Regions from separate parts of the Homo sapiens genome. Here region 1 is linked to region 2. A link is a loop called in an ENCODE intact Hi-C map of the cell type or tissue named here. Cell type or tissue: GM12878. All regions are shown on one strand. Links, peaks and the distances in the headings refer to the core of each region. The heading gives the core; the rest is flanking DNA.

Region 1 (4,403 bases), core at 326-4,325, 340 kb after region 2:
TTTCTCCCACCCCTCACTCTCAGTAGGTCCCAGTGTGTCTGTTCCCTTCTTTGTGTTCCTGTGTTCTCATTCTTTAGCTCCCACTTATGAGTGAGAACATGCAGTGTTTAGTTTTCTAAAGATAACGGCCTCCAGCTCCATCCATGTTCCTGCACAGGACATGATCTCATTCTTTGTTATGGCTACATAGTATTCCATGGTGTATATGTACCATATTTTCTTTATCTAATCTGCCATTGATGGGCATTTAGGTTGATTTAATGACTTTGCTATTGTAAATAGTGTTGTAATGAACATACCTTATGTGGACACGTATCTTTATGGTAGGTAGAATAATTTATATTCTTTTGGGTATAAACCCAGTAATGGGATTGCTGGGTTGAATGGTAGTTCTTTTTTAAGCCCTTTGAAGAATTTCCACATTGCTTTCCACAATGGTTAAACTAATTGACACTCACACCAACAGTGTATAAGTGTTCTCTTTTCTCTGCAACTTGGCCAGTGTCTGCTATTTTTTTTTTAACTTTTTAATAGTAGTCATTCTGACTGATGTGAGATGGTTTCTCAATGTGGTTTTGATTTGCATTTATCTAATGATCAGAAATATTGAGCTTTGTTTTCATATACTTGTTGGCCACATGTGTGTCTTCTTTTGTGAAGTGTTTGTTCATGTATTTTGCCCACTTATTAAGGGGTTGTTACTTCTTTCTTGTAATTTGTTTAAGTTCCTTATTGATTCAGGATATTAGATCTTTGTTCGATACATAGTTTGCAAATATTTTCTCCCATTCTGTAGGTTTTCTGTTTACTCTGTTGACATTCTCTTTTTCTGTGCAGAAGCTCTTAAGTTTAATTAGTTCCCATTTGTCAGTTCTTGCTTTTGTTGCAATTGCTTTTGGAAGCTTCGTCATGAAATCTTTGCCCATTCCTGTATCTAGAATGGTGTTGTCTAGGTTGTCATCCAGCGTTTTTATAGAGTTTTACATTTAAGTCTTCAATCCATCTTAAGTTGATTTTTGTATATGGTAAGGAAGGGGTCCAATTTTAATCTTCTGCATATGGCTAGCCATTTATCTCAGCATCATTTATCGAACAGGGAGTCTTTTCCCCATTGCTTGTTTTTGTCAGCTTTGTTGATGATTAGTTGGTTGTAGGTGTGCAGCCTTATTTCTGGGCTTATATTCCATTTTATTGGTCTGTGTGTCTGTTTTTGTACCAGTACCATGCTGTTTTGGTTACTGTAGCCCCTGTAGTATAGTTTAGAGTCAGGTAACTTGATGCTTCCAGCTTTGTTCTTTTTGCTTAGGATTGCCTTGGCTAATTGGGCTCTTTTTCAGTTCCATATGAACTTTGAAATAGTTTTCTCTAGTTCTGTGAAGAATATCATTGATAATTTAATAGGAATAGCATTGAATCTGTACATTGTGGCTGGGCGCAGTGGCTCACACCTGTAATCCCAGCACTTTGGGAGGCCTAGGCAGGTGGATCACGAGGTCAGCAGATCGAGACCATCCTGGCTAACATGGTGAAACCGCATCTCTACTAAAAATACAAAAAAAAAAAAAGAATCTGTACGTTGTTTTGGGCACTTGGTCATTTTAATAACATTGATTCCTCCTGTCCACGAGCATGGAATGTTTTCCCGTTTGTTTGTGTCATCTCTGATTTATTTGAGCAGTGTTTTATAATCCTCATTGTAGCGATCTTTCACGTCCATGGTTAGCTATTCCTAGGTATTTTATTCTTTTTGTGACAATTGTGAATGGGATTGCCTTCCTGATATGGCTCTTGGCTTGGCTGTTGTTGGTGTGTAGGAATGCTTGTGATTTTTGTGCATTAATTTTGTATTCCAAAACTTTGCAGAAGAGGTTTATCAGCTGAAGGAACTTTTGGGGCAAGACTATGAGGTTTTCTAGATATAGAATCATGTCATCTGCAAACAGTGATAGTTTCACTTCCTCTCTTCCCATCTGGGTGCCCAGTATTTCTTTCTCTTGCCTAATTGCTCTGGCCGGGTATTCCAGTACCATGTTGAATAGGAGTGGTGAGAGGGGGCATCCTTGACTTGTGCTGGTTTTCAAGGGGAATGCTGTCAGCTTTTGCCCTTTCAGTATGATATTGGCTGTGGGTTTGTCATATATGGATCTTATTATTTTGAGCTGTGTTCCTTCAATACCTAGTTTATTGAGAGTTTTAAACATAAAGGGAAGTAGAATTTTATCAAAGACCTTTTCTGCATCTATTGAGATAATCATGTGGTTTTTATCTTTAGTTCTGTTTATGTGATGAATCACATTTATTGATTTACATATGTTGAAACAACCTTGCACCCCAGGGATAAAGCCTACTTGGTCATGGTGAATTAACTTCTTGATGCACTTCTGAATTTGGTTTGCCAGTATTTTGTTGAAGAATTTAGCATCAGTGTTCATCAAGGATATTGGCCTGAAGTTTTCTTTATTTTTTACTACACAACTTTTCAACTTGCCATTTTTCCTTAATGATTGAACTCTATGAACCAAAAATAAGTGAATACCAGAAAGTTGTCTCTCAATCTTGTTTCTAAAAGAGGGTGCTGTGGTTTGAATGACCACATCCCCTGTAAAACTGATGTCAAAACTTAATCCCCAGAGCATCAGTAGTAAGAGATGTGGTCTTTGGAAGGTAATTAAGTCATGAGGGCTCCAAACTCATGAATGAGATTAGCACCCTTATGAAAGGGTTTGAGGGTGAAGGGAACACTTTCTTGCCCTTCTGACCCTTCCACAAAGTGAGGACAGAGCATTCATTTCTCTGGAGGATGCAGCAACAAGGCGCTATCTAGAAAGCAGAAACCAAACTCCCAATACCAAACCTGCCAGCACTTTGATCTTGGACTTCACAGCCTCCAGAACTGAGACAAAAACATTCTGTTGTTTAGAAATTACCCAGTCTGTACCATTTTTTATAGCAGCACAAATGGACTAAGACAGAGGATCATCCTATTAGTTTCTGATATTGTTCACAGGAAACTATGTGTTGATTTGGGTAGTAGATTGTTTTCTTTCCATTTGGAAAAGCACCTCAACTACATATAGTTTAAACTTCATGTTGAAAAGTGTCTGTTCATGTCCTTCACCCACTTTTTGATGGGGTTGTTTGTTTTTTTCTTGTAAATTTGTTGGAGTTCATTGTAGATTCTGGATATTAGCCCTTTGTCAGATAAGTAGGTTGCGAAAATTTTCTCCCATTTTGTAGGTCGCCTGTTTACTCTGATGGTAGTTTCTTTTGCTGTGCAGAAGCTCTTTAGTTTAATTAGATCCCATTTGTCAATTTTGGCTTTTGTTGCCATTGCTTTTGGTGTTTTAGACATGAAGTCCTTGCCCATGCCTATGTCCTGAATGGTAATGCCTAGGTTTTCTTCTAGGGTTTTTATGGTTTTAGGTCTAACGTTTAAGTCTTTAATCCATCTTGAATTAATTTTTGTATAAGGTGTAAGGAAGAGATCCAGTTTCAGCTTTCTACATATGGCTAGCCAGTTTTCCCAGCACCATTTATTAAATAGGGAATCCTTTCCCCATTGCTTGTTTTTCTCAGGTTTGTCAAAGATCAGATAGTTGTAGATATGTGGCGTTATTTCTGAGGGTTCTGTTCTGTTCCATTGATCTATATCTCTGTTTTGGTACCAGTACCATGCTGTTTTGGTTACTGTAGCCTTGTACTATAGTTTGAAGTCAGGTAGCATGATGCCTCCAGCTTTGTTCTTTTGGCTTAGGATTGACTTGGTGATGCGGGCTCTTTTTTGGTTCCATATGAACTTTAAAGTAGTTTTTTCCAATTCTGTGAAGAAAGTCATTGGTAGCTTGATGGGGATGGCATTGAATCTATAAATTACCTTGGGCAGTATGGCCATTTTCATGATACTAATTCTTCCTACCCATGAGCATGGAATGTTCTTCCATCTCTTTGTATCCTCTTTTATTTCATTGAGCAGTGGTTTGTAGTTCTCCTTGAAGAGGTCCTTCACGTCCCTTGTAAGTTGGATTCCTAGGTATTTTTTTCTCTTTGAAGCAATTGTGAATGGGAGTTCACTCATGATTTGGCTCTCTGTTTGTCTGTTATTGGTGTATAAGAATGCATCAGAGAAATGCAAATCAAAACCACAATGAGATACCATCTCACACCAGTTAGAATGGCAATCATTAAAAAGTCAGTAAACAACAGGTGCTGGAGAGGATGTGGACAAATAGGAACACTTTTACACTGTTGGTGGGACTGTAAACTAGTTCAACCACTGTGGAAGTCAGTGTGGCGATTCCTCAGGGACCTAGAACTAGAAATACCATTTGACCCAGCCATCCCATTACTGGGTATATACCCAAAGGACTATAAATCATGCTGCTATAAAGACACATGCACACGTA
Region 2 (4,403 bases), core at 208-4,207:
TCTATTTCTGTTTTAGCCACTTGAAGTAAGCTCTGTAAGTAGAGAGATATTGTCTTTCTTGCTCACTACAGCATGCCCAGTGCCAAGAACAATGTCTGGCAGATAGAAAGGACGCAATACATACTTGTTAGATGAATGAATAATTATAGTATTCTAATTTGAACCACAATTCCACATGACAGCTCTTCAGTTACTTGGAGACAGCTCTCATGTCCTATCCATAAGCCTTTTCTTTTTCCTTTCTAAATAGTTCTGTTTTTCTTTTCATAATAAGGTTTGCAGACTTTTTACCATGTAGGTTGTCTGTTCTCCCATGTGGATTCCAAGAAACTTGTTTCAATCCACATTATCTTAATTGAGAGGAAGTTGCTCCTGCGTTTGCACAAATTGCACAAATTGCCAGCACCTATCAACGAGATGAGAACTGAGGAATAACATTGTCAGGACTGTAAATGCTAAAGATAATATTTAAAGTTGAAAATTTCACAAACATGTCATGTAATAATATTTTAGAGCCTGGGTAATTCTCTATGGATTACAATACAAAACATCACAATTTATTTTTGAAACTCATTTTGGAAACCTTGTTAGAAATAAAGATCTGGATTTTTTAAAAAGATTAAATAAAACTGATTTACTTATTTATTATTAAGAGTTTATCTATTACCTCATCATGAAAGTCTATGAAACAATAAATTAACAATAGTCCAGTGCATTATTTTTGCTGCTATAGTTCTAGCTTCCAATTTTGTATATGATTATTTTCTATTTATTGCATAGTATTGTTTTCCTGATAATATACATTAACTAGGAGTTATAATTGTTTAAATAAATTCAATGTAAGCTTTTTATCTGGGAGACTTTTAACATGCTGAAAACTGAGATGACTTCTGTATACTAATAGTTTATCACCTAGCTAGGTTCTTATAACTTAGACGTATTTTATTGAAATTCATAAAATCAACTCATCCTCCAATTATAAAGAATTAGTTTATTAAATGGCTACAGTTCACATATAGTACTCCTATGGGACATTTCATCCAAGTGTTCACTTCAAGACTATTTAGCAAGCTCTTCTATGACGTAACCCTCATTTCTTCATCAACAAAAGAACCTGTATGTGTGCTTGCACACTCGTGTGTACACATTCAATATTGAAGCTAAATCTTGCAAGTTAGAATCTAATGAATACACCACTGTCTATCCTTAAAGTTTTAAATCAGTCTCTGTTCGCAATCATACCATGTTTGCCAGACTTAGTCTGTTAAGTAAAAAATATAGATTAAGATGCTTTCAAACACAATTTAATGCATGTATTTCGAATATTAAGTAAAAATCTTTTAATTATAGCCAAAGTAATATTTTTAACCATGAAGCAGACTAATCAATTTTCCAATATAATTACATCTTCACCACTTTCCCATTTCAGGCTGTGATTTCACACCTGTTAATTAGTTAATCATTTTGGTAGAGTGGACAAAGTGAAACTCAAATAGACTTTTTAATAATATAAATTGACGTGTACAATTTTGATCTGGGTTAGCTGGTAGATGAATCTAACTTGTAATGGAAAGTACCTCTTATTCAGTTTCCTTTTTTAAAAAAAGCAAGTGGTGTCAAGGTTAATGGAAAATTCTCATAATTATGGTTAATGGAAATTTCCTTAAAGTACAGTCCTGCTGTTTGAGAAACTGATTTTACCCTTATTCTGTCTCACATAATTCTTCTGTGAATTTTAAATTTAACCAGTTAAAAATCTCCATATTTTGGGTATGTTTAGATGATACAATCTTTGGTTGAAATTAGTTGGATTGAATTCCATAATATTCTCCTTGCCTTTGTATTTTCTTTATTGCTTTTTAATAAGATTCTAGTAACTACTATGTAATGATATTCTTTATACTCATTTTAAATACTTTATACCATGATTACCTTACTGTCAGATTTTTATTAAAGGCATACCTACATTGGCTATTTTGTTACAAGACTGACTCTGTTTTAGTAAAATTACAGTTCGCTGTATGCTCCTTTTTCCTAAAGGACTAGCAATGTGCTTAATGTTCAAGTACCACTATTTCTGAAATGAGGTGTCATGAGAAATAAAGTGTCACTAACTCAAGGAAGTTACTGGTGTGTTAGTTAAATATTCACTCAAACTGCCCTATCACACACCAATTACCTTTTCTTACCCCACTGCCTCATCTGCTTCTTTCACTTCAGCTAAGCCCATTGCCCTTTTCATCCTGCCCTGCTTTCCTCATTTGCATGTTTTTCTACAATATCTCATGTGTCTGAAACAGTTTCTCACTTCTATCCTGCCAAATTTACCCTCTATTTATGTGAAAAATTAGCTTAAAATGTCATTAAAGAAAGTACCATTTTTAGGTATCTGGGCAAGATTTGATGTATTTTGAGAGCTCTTATAATGTCCTTTTATATATACTATTTTTCGAGTGTGTGTTTGTGTGTGTGTATATGTGTGTAATGTATGGTATTCACTTTAGACAACTTAAACTGTAGTTCAGAAAATATATACACCAAAAGATGTAAGATGACTTAAGGCCACAGGAATTCTTAGACTAAAATGTTACTTAATACTAAAATGTTACTTAATATGCAATATTTTATTTTTTAAATTATTTTATAATTTTAATTTTTTAATAATTTTTTATTTTCAATATTTTATTTTTTTATTTTCTTCACATTTGAACTGTCTTTATTCTAGGGAGAAGGGATAGCACACGGATAGTCACGGTCATGAGAGAACCGAGCATATGTAAGATGCAGCATAATGTCTCATGAAATGTTATAAGTAGCTGTAGAGATAGTGAGAAAGGCCTGTGGGGTTAGGAATTTAAATGTTGTTGTATAAACAGGGAACCTGTTGTTAAGAGGTTTAAGCAAAGAAATTACATAATTCAATTTGGAAGAGACTGTTAATCATAATACAACTACTGTTTATCATTTCAACAATAACTTTCACTTCTCTCCTCATACAAACTCTCTTTTCTGACAAAACTGGTTTTATCACCAGGTTTATGTTTGCATCGTCTATACCTTAATTTTACCATTCTTTATCGGTAAGGAGACATTTATTGTTCTTCAAATATTAAAAGGCCAATGACCACCCAAGTCCCCTGGAGCTACATTAATCAATGGTTATCTTCTCTCCATTGTCTGAGCTCTTATAGAATTTTACTCAATGGACACAAGAGGGAATGGATTCCTTTTAAACTCCACCCCACCCCCCGGCCCCTTTCCTGAATGGAAGCCTTTGGAGATCAGATCTCGTGACCACCAGGCCCTGCAAAGGGAACCTGCTGACTGACTACCTCCCTCCTCTTATCAACCAGTTTTATTTTGCAATGTAATACATTGTTCAGCAATATAATGAATTTTAAATTGATAAATATTATTACCTCTTGAAGAGTATTTTCACTTTCATGGCTAAATATAATTTTGTACAGCTATAATATTCCTCTTTAGGAGACATACTTTTGTTTAGACTAACGTTTATCTAATGGGTACCTCCAAGCATTCTTCAAAAATACTTCCCATCACTTGGGAACTCTTCCCTATGGTGCTTTTGAATCTTTGGTCATAGCTTGCTCTCTAGGAAACTCCTAGGAAGCTATTGAGTAACTTAGCTTTTCTCTGCTGCAACACATTTGCCTTTCCAAGGGACCATATTGAACAGAGCTTAAGGTGACTTCACATTACTTATTTAAATATGGGTCCCTTAATTGGTCCACAGGAAAATCTTACATTTCCTTTCCCCTGACAAATTCTAGGAATATAGGCTAGTTGCTGTACAGTTGCATCTCTTTTAGCTCATCTTTTAGCAACAGACAACTCACACCTTTTCGATATATCAAGCAGAGTGGGACACTGTATACGGTGCACCAACCTCCAAAAAAGAAAATAAAACTGCGGGGAACACATATAAAGTGCTCTGAAGGGTCCCTTTTAAAAGCTGTCTCTCAGGATTTGGGATGACAGTGGGACTCATATAATCCCAGAAGCATGCTCCAAAGAAACCATGTCATAATCTCCAACATCCATCCCTAACTTTTTGTTAACATTTTGTTTCCATATTGGAGTGAAGGGTGTAAGAGTTCCCTAAGCAGATTTTTGTTATCTACTTGAACATTTCTGTAAGGGAAAAATTTATTTTTGTGATTTATCTCAATGCCCCTTAAGGTCTCAGCCAAAATGTATATTTTAATATTCTGTTGCATTAATAATATCCATATTGAATTTTACTTATGGACATTTAGTATATGAAAATGCATTATTTAAAAACCCTTACATTTCATACAACTATTTGCATATAGAGATTTTTTTTTCTGGATTTTGTCAGTAACATTTAATTTTTTTAATATGGCAGCAGGTTTTAGTTCAGA

The links. Hi-C counts contacts between places; a loop is a spot of excess contacts. Peaks named below come from ENCODE experiments on the same cell type or tissue, not always from the same donor. Only the 100,000 strongest peaks of a DNase experiment are listed, where the experiment ranks them.
Region 1: it touches region 2 in a loop (4-fold over the local background); 1 of 110 quality-filtered maps calls a loop at or near these places.

The regions. Positions count from the first base shown.
Region 1 is chr1:97,162,031-97,166,433 of GRCh38, reverse strand. All of the region lies in intron 20 of DPYD (dihydropyrimidine dehydrogenase), which reads left to right. All of the region lies in intron 1 of DPYD-AS1 (DPYD antisense RNA 1), which reads right to left. Among named protein-coding and RNA genes, the nearest start is that of DPYD-AS1, 68 kb to the right of the region's middle. In GM12878, for the core only: no CTCF peak of the experiment used is centred there; DNase peaks (open chromatin) are centred at 1,984 and 2,663.
Region 2 is chr1:97,503,738-97,508,140 of GRCh38, reverse strand. All of the region lies in intron 13 of DPYD (dihydropyrimidine dehydrogenase), which reads left to right. It overlaps LOC124904225 (a long non-coding RNA gene), which reads right to left. Exons shown (of 3, transcript XR_007066238.1): 2 at 292-406. Among named protein-coding and RNA genes, the nearest start is that of DPYD-AS2, 290 kb to the left of the region's middle. In GM12878, for the core only: no CTCF peak of the experiment used is centred there; a DNase peak (open chromatin) is centred at 2,200.